2 separate regions of the Homo sapiens genome follow, and region 1 is linked to region 2. Evidence: chromatin loops called from intact Hi-C (ENCODE). Cell type or tissue: heart right ventricle. All regions are shown on one strand. Links, peaks and the distances in the headings refer to the core of each region. The heading gives the core; the rest is flanking DNA.

Region 1 (5,383 bases), core at 56-5,055, 1.5 Mb after region 2:
TCCCCTGAGCCTGGGGAGGTTGAGGCTGCAATGAGCCATGATCACGCCACTGCACTCCAGCCTGGGTGACAGAGCAAAACTCTGTTTCAAAAAAATAAAGTGGCCGGGCGTGGTGGCTCACGCCTGTAATCCCAGCGCTTTGGGAGGCCGAGGAGGGTGGATCACGAGGTCAGGAGATCGAGACCATCCTGGCTAACACAGTGAAACCCCGTCTCTACTAAAAATACAAAAAATTAGCCAGGTGAGGTGGCGGGCACCTGTAGTCCCAGCTACTTGGGAGGCTGAGGCAGGAGAATGGCATGAACCCCGGGGGGCGGAGCCTGCAGTGAGCAGAGATCGCACCACTGCACTCCAGCGTAGGTGACAGAGCAAGACTCTGTCTCAACATAAATAAATAAATAAATAAATAAATAAATAAATAAATAAATAAACAAACAAATATAAATTAAAGTAAAGTAAATACAAATCTCATTTGGCCAACTATGAGAGTCTTCTGTCTTAGACCAATAAGCTTACTTGACCACAGATGGCCCATGGATTGGGTTTGGCATCCCAGGCTCTTTCATGTGTAATATTTGGGTGCTGCTTCTACCAATAAAAACTCCACAGTGTTTATTTGATCCAAGCTGTAAGGATGTGTAATACCTTATAAGAGGATGTTCTGTAGGTGATTAAATTCTTTGCTGAATCAGTTTTGGCCCCAGTAGGTTGATACTTTATTTCTTTACAGTGCTCAAAACATTAAGGTCCTCATAAAATGAATTAATGATCCATTGTAAAATGCCCTTTATGGAAAAAAATCACTTTTATATTCCAGGAAACTGATATTACATTATCTTTACCATCATAATATGATAGTATCTAAGAACTATTTGCATAGAAACACTAGCTAGGCTGGAAGCTACGTGATGACCAACAACTTATTTGATATTAGGAGTAAAATAAAATATGAGAGTTATTTAACTTAACCTATTGAAACACCCTTTGGTGGAACAGTCAAGATACCAAAAGACTTCACAGAATCCATATGCCATGTGGGTTTCTGGATTGTAGTAGTTGCGTCTCAAAATGCTCAAAGGAATCCTAAACCTATTTTAAATTCCTACTGCCATAACTGAAACTCTCTGTCAGCTGTTTGCAACAAAAGGCTTCCCAGAAATAATTTTTGGGACATTTATGTCAAAGAGATTTAAGGAAAATTGTCGACAGGAACCTTATCTGAACTGTCTCTATCACTCTCCAATCATGCACCAGTGAGTATCAGTATGAAAGTGATATACTGTTGATCAAGGGTGCCTTATGGTGTTGTAAGAAGAGATCGACCAGAAAGAACATTTTAGTTTCCACTGATTGACAGGCCATGGAAGGTATAACTCAACCATATCATTCTGGACTTAACCACTGTCTTCTAATACAAATATTTCATGATAAAAGTATTCCACATATGGTTTCTTCTCGGCCTATACTTTCTTCCTTTTGACCAGGAGTGTTAACCTTTTTTCAGCAAAGGGATTGGACCTGCCTTAAAATGGAGCTCAAGTTCAATGCCACATAAAGTTCGCAGTGCTGATTGGCTTTTGTGATCATCACTTCAACAATAAAATTAGATGTTCTTCCAAGAGTGGGGCATGTCAAGGCAGAAAAATCCATCCTAGAGCCTCTTATGACTGACCTAGACTCTCATGCTAAAAATTTATCATAGACAAAACAGTGAAGAGCGATATTCACTGATCACTGTTGTGAGACCCTGGCATTTTTATAAACACTAGAATATAACACAAAGCCCTATTGTCAGGAAAAGAAAAAGACCATGTAAATAACTGAAAGAGAAGTCTCCTGTGTATCAGAAATTGGAGATCACTCAATGAGAATGCTAGTCCGGAGGGTGGAGAGGATGTTTTTATTTTCCTGATAAACATGCATAATGGCTGAGAAACCACTACTAACTGTCTTAAAGGTAGAAAATTATGGGAATATTCTAAAACAAAAATGGAGGAAGGGAAGATCCAATGGGTGATTTCACATGTTATCTCTGTGAGTTTCTGCTTCCTTTTGTCTTTCAAAGGGAAGGTCACCAGCAAGACAGCCAAGTCTTCCTTTGTGAGATTTCCTTTGCTTTCTTCATGATGTCTTCATAAAATCAGATACATCTTCCCAAACAGCTACATAAATAATAAAGTGATACACTCCCTACATTCCATAAATATATTATCTTTGTTCCAAGAAGTTAATCTTTAGAGATCTGTTTTTAAAGGATCAATACCAAGGAGGATATATACAGAGTCCTGGATTTACACATGTCAGATACTTTAATTTCAAGACTTTTTACTCAGGGTCGGTTCCTGTACTGTAGCCAGTCTTTAGGTGGCAGTGATGGTTATCTGACAACTTCAAAATGAAGAGGTCCCTAAACCTGCCAGATCCCCTTAACCAAAGGCCAAATTCCACAGTGCCAAGACCGATTTGATTTCATTTTATTTATGTAGAACAGTGACACCTAGTGGCAGGGAAGGCAAATCACAAAAGAGAATTCTCTGGTGGCACCTCCCCCATCTCATCGGGATTAGTGAAAAAAGTGACCCAAAAAGGGCTTCGCTCTTTTCTCGGCTGAGTGTTGGCCTTATTTTGAAAGTCTGCAGTGATTCGTGGTTAAGAGCCATCTCAGTGGGCTGGACCTATTCTAGCTTCTCTGGAAGGACGCAAACCCAGTTATAGATCTCAAGAGTGGGCGGGTCTAGGAAAAGACTTAGAAGGGACTGGTGTTCTAAAGACAGAGCGTGAGAAATAAACCCACCCCAGATCCTAAATAGCCAACTAAGGACACTGTGGAATTATCCAAAGACTCCAGGGTAAATAGCATGCTGAGGAAATTTTACCAGTAACAGAGAGATGGAAGAATGAACTGCAAATATGAATCACGATCCTATATTTGTTGGTTTTCTGCCATTAGACTGAGCTCCTTGAGAGCTGAAACTATTATCTTTGCCTTTTGTTAGAACCAGCCACATATGTCTGACAAATGGCAGGTGCATAAGTAAATGCTGAATGAAAGAGAGAGAGAGCATGCAATAAAGAGAATGAATCGGGTCAGATAAGTACTTCTGGGAAAACTAACTAAGATAAGAAGAAGCCTGCACTGTAGTCCCACTAAAGCTAAGATAGCTTTTAGCAAACTTGATGTAGTTAAATAGCAGCGGTAGTCGTTAATATCGACTGAATAAGTAGGATACACGATTCCAGCATATTTCTCTATTAGTATTCCTGTTTAGCATCTGGGAAACCAAAGCACATTTACATAGCTGAGAAGCTGCAGAGTTGGGGTTCTAACCCAGGCAATCTGGTTCCAGGGTCCGTTCTCTGCACCTTCATGCTGGGCTGCCTCCTTTCAATTAAAGTGGTTATTCACTGGGAAAACATGGACATCAAGATGGCAACAGTAGACACTGCGGACTACAAGAGGGGGAAGTGGGGGAGAGGGAGGTGGGTTCAAAAACTACCTTTCGGGTACTATGCTCACTATCTGGGTGATGGGACCATTCCTACACCCAACCTCAGTGACATGCGATTTACCCATAAAACAAAGCTGCACATGTAGCCCCTGAACCTAAAATAAAAGTAAAAAAATAAATAAATAAAGTGACGATTTAAGTCCCAAGAGAAGTATTTAATATGCAACAGGATTTTTTTTTTAAAGAGTGAGACCTGTCAGTGCATTTAAAATATGATTTACACATATTTCTTCAGTGAATCTGTTATATAGGACCTGTACCCTAACATGCGCCTTACAAAGGACTATCCTGGTTGGAATATTCACATATCCCATCAAATAGATAGCCATAGGTAGGCACTGAGCTCTCCCCATCTTAAAGACATTTGGCTACTATAATGTCAGCATATCTGACATGAGAAAGCGTTCTTATTCTCTGCTCTCTCCCCATGCCCTAGTCTTTTTAAAAACAAGATTCTTTCATTCCTTAAGAGTTCCTGGAAAATTTCTGGAAAATAATCCTCATCATTTTTTTCACATATTCCTTATCCAGCAAAAAACACTTCCCCCTGAGTCTGTACATAATCCCGGTTTGCCTACCTAGGGCCTTGTTCATCCAAAATGAGAGGAAAGCAAGATGTGGGTGTGGGTTCACACCCAGGATCCTCATGTGATTCCTCTGAACGTGAATGAGCTGAATGGCATCCAATGAGTTTTTTGACACAATGATCGTCTGCAGCAGAAATCTCATGGCTGACCCTAGTCCCCAAGGTAAGGTCAGCTGTTATACTGGAGAAGGGGATCTGCCATCGCCTAACTCCATTGGAAATCATCCATGAACTGCGGATTGGAAAATCAACCATGACTGGTCTCAACCCATACTGACCTGGAAAGATCTGGGGACAAAATGAGTCCCAAGAGAAGAGGTGAGCACAAAACCACATAACAATGCCTCTCTGAATGTCCTTTCTCATTACGATGGCCAGTGTTACTGATGAACCAGTTGTCGAGTACATTTTGGGAGGTACCATATCCATAGTCCTGAAGTCACCTTAACTATAAATTGTGTAGGCTTCCTTTAATATGAATTCTTGCTACCTTGGGTTTTCTGTTCCTTATATCCTTTATTCAAGAATTATGCAAGGTTATATTCTGGGTCTATTGTAATTTAACATTTATAGTCCATAGTGCCTCTGGGACTAGATTACCTCCCTGCATGATATTGTTTTTCATTTCTACGCTGACAAACACGCCATTTCAACTGTCACTTAAGCAGCCAGTTCAAGCTCTACTGTTATTTTAGCTCCATATTGTCAAACGGGTGGATTTATAAATGTGTTACCTGAAGGAAACATTCCCCTAAATAGCAGAAGTGGAGACTTTATTTATTTATAATTATTTGTTAGATTTGTAAAAATGTTCCTGTTGCTAAAAAGCCTCTGGCTAAATACAAATTAAAACACTTTTGAATGTAGTAAAATCAGCAGTGGCATCATTTTAATTACCCATTGGGAGATGTCAGGCAGCAAAGATGTATTTCTTTCTTTCCTTCCTTGGTTAACAGGACTGCCTGCTTAGGGATATGAACTTCCTGTCTACATGTCTACGACACAGACTGCCTGGCCCCCAGTCCATCTTCATGTGGTGCAGTCATCCATTTGAACCCCTATGCATGGGTAGGGGTCCAAAAGAAGACAGAAGGCACAGCAGAAATTTATTTTTTTGTAATTTTGGCTCCTTAGCACTCCTTCACCCCTTCCTAGTGATATCCTGATTTGGCGAGGGGAGGCCACCTGGGAACATCATGCCCTTCCGTTTTGTAGGCTTGGTAGGAAAATAATTCAGGATGATCACCTCCCAACTCAGAAGAGACCAGCTTGTTCCTCTTCTGGTCTG
Region 2 (5,383 bases), core at 217-5,216:
TCAACACACTGTTTCTTCCCACAGACACCAGGAGGACAGAGCCAGAGCTTTGGTGCCTGGAACAGAGTAAGGAGTCTCAGTTAGAAGTGCCAGGGACAAGACCCAAACCTCTTGTTCATCTTTTGATGCATATTCCGACCTGTTCTTTCATTCACTCAGCACTTACCCTGTGCCAGGTACTGTGCACCTGAAGGTGCTGAGACCATTGCTGCCTGTGCTGATGGGGAAGTACTGGTGTTAAGGAGCCCAGAAGAGAGGCATTAACCAATGCCTGGGGAGCTAGAGGACTTCCTGGAGGAGGTAGTATCTAAGCTGAAATGGAAGGGAGTAAAGCAGCAAGTGAGGGGTAGAAAAGAGTTATTTGCAAGCAGAGGAAATAGGATGTGCAACAGCTTAGTGATCTCATGCACCACTGGGTTCCCCCAGCAAAAGCATCCTGTTGAGCAGATTTTGTAAATGAACCAGCACCATCCTAGGTGCTTTACAAGTATTCACTCATTTAATCCTCAGACGATCCTATGGGGTATTTAATATTCTTAGCTCCTTTGTACAGATGGGACCACTGGGACAGATGGAAGTTATGAATAAGTCAATATGCCCAAGATCACTGGTCTGCCCTTCCTCTCCACGATGCTACCTTGAAGCATCTGAAGTAGGTGCAGCTTGGGGAAATTTTAGGGGGTACCCAGATATGGGAAACAACTGTAAATTTAATTCTGGGTTTAATGAAATGTCAGAGTGTGGGAAGTGATGGGTTCAGTCCCTCCCCTGCTCCCTGCCAGCCCTTCACACACAAAGACAAGAGTATTGTCCATCATGGACACATTGACCGAGGCTGTCGGTCAGCCAGTCAACAGAGATTTGTCAGAATCTTTATGTCTTGGTCTGGCCTAGGACTGGGATGTTTGCAGTGAACCTCTGCTCACATTTTTGTTTTGTTTTTCCTTTTTTTTTTTTTTTTTTGAGACAGAGTCTTGCCCTGTTGCCCAGGCTGGAGTGCAATGGCACAATCTCGGCTAACTGCAACCTCCGCCTCCCGGGTTCAAGCGATTCTCCTCCCTCAGCCTCCTGTGTAGCTGGGATTACAGGGGCATGCCACCACGCCCAGCTAATTTTTTGTGTCTTTAGTAGAGACGGGGTTTCACAATGTTAACCAGGCTGGTCTTGAACTCCTGACCTTGTGATCTGCCCACCTTGGCCTCCCAAAGTGCTGGGATTACAGGCGTGAGCCACCCCATCTGGCCTTGTTTTGTTTTTCTACTGAACACTTAATCTGGGCTGGGCTCTAGGCTGAGGATTGGGGCACAGAAGAAGTAATGAATCTGTGTCCCTGTCATCAAGGGGCATGATAGGAGACATACAGGAGACAAGGTTTTCTGTATGTTTGAAATATTCCATGATTTAATATAAAAAATAATTTTTATATTAAATTTTAGACACAAGGTCTTGCTCTGTTGCCCAGGCTGGAGTGCAGTGGCACGATTATGACTCACTGCAGCCTCAAACTCCTGGGCTTAAACGATCCTCCTGCCTCAGCCTCCTGAGTAGCTGGGACTACAGGCGCAAGTAGTCAATTGCAATAAATGACGATTACAATAAGTGATCGAAGAGGCCCAAGGACAAAGGAGAGAACAATTCTGCCCCCCATCGAGGGGAGGACTCACGGGGAAAGGCCTGCTGCCACTGGGCCTGAGAAGATGATATTTTACAGCAGTTGCCAGGGAATCAGGGGAGGACGATTTGGACCTACAGATATGGATAAGGATTTTGGTTTTTTTTTAGAGAAGAGGCAATGGTGGAAATGTTCTGGAATTACATAGTGGAGATGTGTGTACTACAACATTGTGAATACACTGAAACCCACTGAGTTATATATTTTTAAGTGGTTGAAATAGTGAATTTTACGTCATATAAATTTTATCTCAATAAAAAATAAGCTTATGACTGGGTGCAGTGGCTCGCACCTATAATCCCAGCACTTTGGGAGGCCAAGGCGAGTGGGTCACCTGAGGTCAGGAGTTTGAGACCAACCTGGACAACATGGCAAAATGCCATCTCTACTAAAAAATACAAAAATTAGCTGAGCGTGGTGGTGGGTGCCAGTAATCCCAGCTACTAAGAAAGCTGAGGCAGGAGAATTCCTTGAACCTGGGAAGCAGAGGTTGCAGTGAGCCAAGATAGTGCCATTGCACTCCAGCCCAGGCAACAAGAATGAAACTCCATCTCAAATAAATACATAAATAAATAAGCTTATGTTTCAACCACAGGGAGCTTTCTGGTTGTAAGTGACAAAAATGCCTGTTTAAAAACAAAGTTTAGGCCGGGCATGGTGGCTCACACCTGTAATCCCAGAGCTTTGGGAGACTGAGGCAGGAGAATCACTTGAGACTAGGAGTTTGAAATCAGCCTGGGCAACATTCAGCCTGGGCAACATAGCGAGACACCATTTCTACAAAAAATACAAGTATTAGCCAGGCGTGGTCACTTGTGCCTGTAGTCTCAGCTACTCAGGAGGCTGAGGCAGGAGGATCGTTTAAGCCCAGGAGTTTGAGGCTGCAGTGAGCCATAATCGTGCCACTGCACTCCAGCCTGGGCAACAGAGCAAGACCTTGTGTCTAAAATAATAATAATACATTTTAAAAATAAATAAGAAGTTTATGAATATAGTTTCAGGCATGGATAGATCAAGGTTCTCAAATAATTTCTTCAGGTTGGAAGGTTCTACTCTGGGATCTGCTTTCTTTTGTATTGGCTTTAGTCTCATTCTCAAGCAAGCTGAGGAAGCCTCATTGGTGGCCAAAGAAAAGCAGGGACCTCAGAAGCCAAGACCTACCACCTACCAGCTTTCAAAGCCCAAAGGAAAGAAGGCATGTTTTCCTAATGGTTCCAATGATGCTACCAGGAAAAGCTCTCATTGGTCAGTTTTAATCATATGCCTGTCCCTGAACCAATCTTCAGATTGGGAAAGGAATGCTCTGATTGGCCAAGCCTGAGTCATGTGCCCTGTTGGAAAGCTAGGAGTTAGATCAGTTCTCTGGCAGTTAGATCAGTTCTCTGGAACTGCGAGTGGGAAGACGCTGTCCCGGCAAGGACCACCAGGTGGTGATGTCAGAAGAAGGGAGAGTAGATACAGGGCAGGCAGGATAGCCGGGTTCGTCCGGAAGAGTGGTAGGGAGGGGCGTGCCTGCCAGAGGGAAAGGCATGAGAAAAGGCTTGGAGGTTGAAATTGCATGGTGTGGGCTGGGAACTGTGGCTGGGTGGTGGCGTGTAGTCAGATGATGGTGTCTAGAGGGGTCAGGTCATGTGTCTGAAGACATGAGAAGCCTCACTTCTCACTTTGAACCAGGGCCAGGTACAAAGAGGTTTGGACAGGGCCTGTACGCCAGTGTTGCCCAAACTCTCATCCCTATGCACACAAGTCATTTCTGCCGTATTTACATTTTTTCTCCATCATTACATTTTCTTCATATTGGCCTCCTCGCTTTGTTTAAATCACTTTATTGTCAAATGAAACATTGTCACCATCACACATGAAAGATCAGGATCCTTTACTGTAAATAGAAGGGAACTGTAAAAACAAGCCCATTGAAACCAAAACCGAGTGATTAACTTCCAGCTAGATGCTGCAGCCTGTGGTAGGCTAATCTGGAGAAGAGAAAGAGAACTGAAAAAGGAATTGTTTTCTCAGCTCACTATGCCCACATGCCACCTAAAATCATCTTAGGGACCCCAGGGAGCAGGGAAGGACGCAGTCACAAAGATGGTCCTGGTCCTGGCATGGGGGAGTGTTTGATAAAGACACTACCGGCATAAACCCAGGGGTTACAATAGGGAGGCTGACATGGCTGAACAGAGGAGCTGGAGAGCAGGGTCCCAGGGACAGACTCACAGTACCGGAAGTTCTGCAGGGAGGAAGGAGGTAGTCAATTGAGGAGCACCCGCTCTCTTGCTTTAGCAATCAAAACCAGGAACCAGAAGGAGGAGGTTTGGCGAGGATGAGAAAGAGCTCGTTTGGATATACTGAATCTGAGATGTGGGGATGTCTCTGTGGAGATCCATTCATCTGTTCAAGAAGTATTTATTTATTTACTTATTTTTGTGTATTTATTTAGAGACAGGGTCTCTGTCGCCCAGGCTGGAGTGCAGTGGCGTGATCGTGGCTCACTCCAACCTCGACCTCCTGGGCTCAAGCGATCCTCTCACCTAAGCCTCCCCAGTAGATGAGACTACAGTTATGCACCGCCATGCCTGGCTACTTTTTGTATTTTTTGTAGAGATGGAGTTTTGCCATGTTGCCCAGGCTGGTCTCAAACTCCTGGGCTCAAGCAGTCCACCTGCCTTGGCCTCCCAAAGTGCTGGGATGACAGGCGTGAGCCATGGTGCCCAGCCAAGAAGTATTTATTGAGCACCTACTATGTGCCAGGCACTGTTCTAGGCCCTGGGATAAGGCAATGAGCCAACCAAACTGAAATCTCTGCCCACCATGAGTCTACTTTCTTTGGGGGAGATATGGGAGACCTGGTGAGAAATAAGAAATAAAAGACTTAATAATATATACAATATATAATAACATATGTCACACGAGATAGGAATGGCTACTAGCTAGGACATGCAAAATGTTTGGGTGGGAGATGTGGAAACTGAGACATACCCAACTGCAGTTGAATGTATAACTCTGGAGTTCAGGCAAGAGATCTCAGCTGGGGAGATATATTTAGAAGACATCATTCATTCATTCATTCATTCACTTAGTAAATGTTTATTGAGTATGCTCTATGTGCCAAGCACAGTGCTGGGCTGTGGACCACACAGTTCCTGATCCATGCGACTCCAGTACAGATTTAGTGAAGGTTGTAATTAACTCTGTGGAAAGAGGAGAGGAGATGGGGAGGGCCCCAGATGGGCCCTGCGGACCCCTAACGTGTAAGAGAGGGCAGAGGAGAAGACCTTGGAAAAAGAGACTGGAGCCAGGTGCGGTGGCTCATGCCTGTAATCCCAGCACTTTGGGAGACCGAGGCAGGCGAATCACAAGATCAAGAGCTCAAGACCAGCATGGCCAACATGGTGAAACCCCGTCTCTACTAAAAATACAAAAAAATTATCCAGGTGTGGTGGTGGTGGGTGCCTGTAATCCCAGCTACTTGGGAGGCTGAGGCAGGAGAATCGTTTGAACCTGGGAGATGGAGGTTGTAGTGAGCTGAGACTGCGCCACTGCACTCCAGCCTGGGTGATAGAGCAAGACTCTGCCTCAGAAAAAAAGAAAAAGAGACTGGACAGGAACAAACAGCCAGTGTCAGAGAACCAAGAGGGGCCGAGTTTCAGGAGTGAGGGAGATGCTAGTGCCACAGAGTAGTAGGGATTGAAACTGAGACTTGGCTTGGGT

Evidence for each region. Hi-C counts contacts between places; a loop is a spot of excess contacts. Peaks named below come from ENCODE experiments on the same cell type or tissue, not always from the same donor. Only the 100,000 strongest peaks of a DNase experiment are listed, where the experiment ranks them.
Region 1: a loop joins it to region 2, with 5 times the contacts of the local background. A loop is called at or near these places in 10 of 110 quality-filtered maps.

Annotation. Positions count from the first base shown.
Region 1 is chr16:25,836,023-25,841,405 of GRCh38, reverse strand. The region is part of intron 1 of HS3ST4 (heparan sulfate-glucosamine 3-sulfotransferase 4); the gene reads right to left. Among named protein-coding and RNA genes, the nearest start is that of HS3ST4, 150 kb to the right of the region's middle. In heart right ventricle, for the core only: a CTCF peak has its summit at 2,497 (motif pointing left); a DNase peak (open chromatin) is centred at 2,515; H3K27me3 peaks cover 1,389 bases.
Region 2 is chr16:27,372,846-27,378,228 of GRCh38, reverse strand. No RefSeq gene overlaps it. Among named protein-coding and RNA genes, the nearest start is that of IL21R, 27 kb to the left of the region's middle. RefSeq lists enhancers at 2,997-3,116, 2,887-3,181, 3,867-4,046. In heart right ventricle, for the core only: a CTCF peak has its summit at 3,090 (motif pointing right); a DNase peak (open chromatin) is centred at 3,098; H3K27ac peaks cover 653 bases.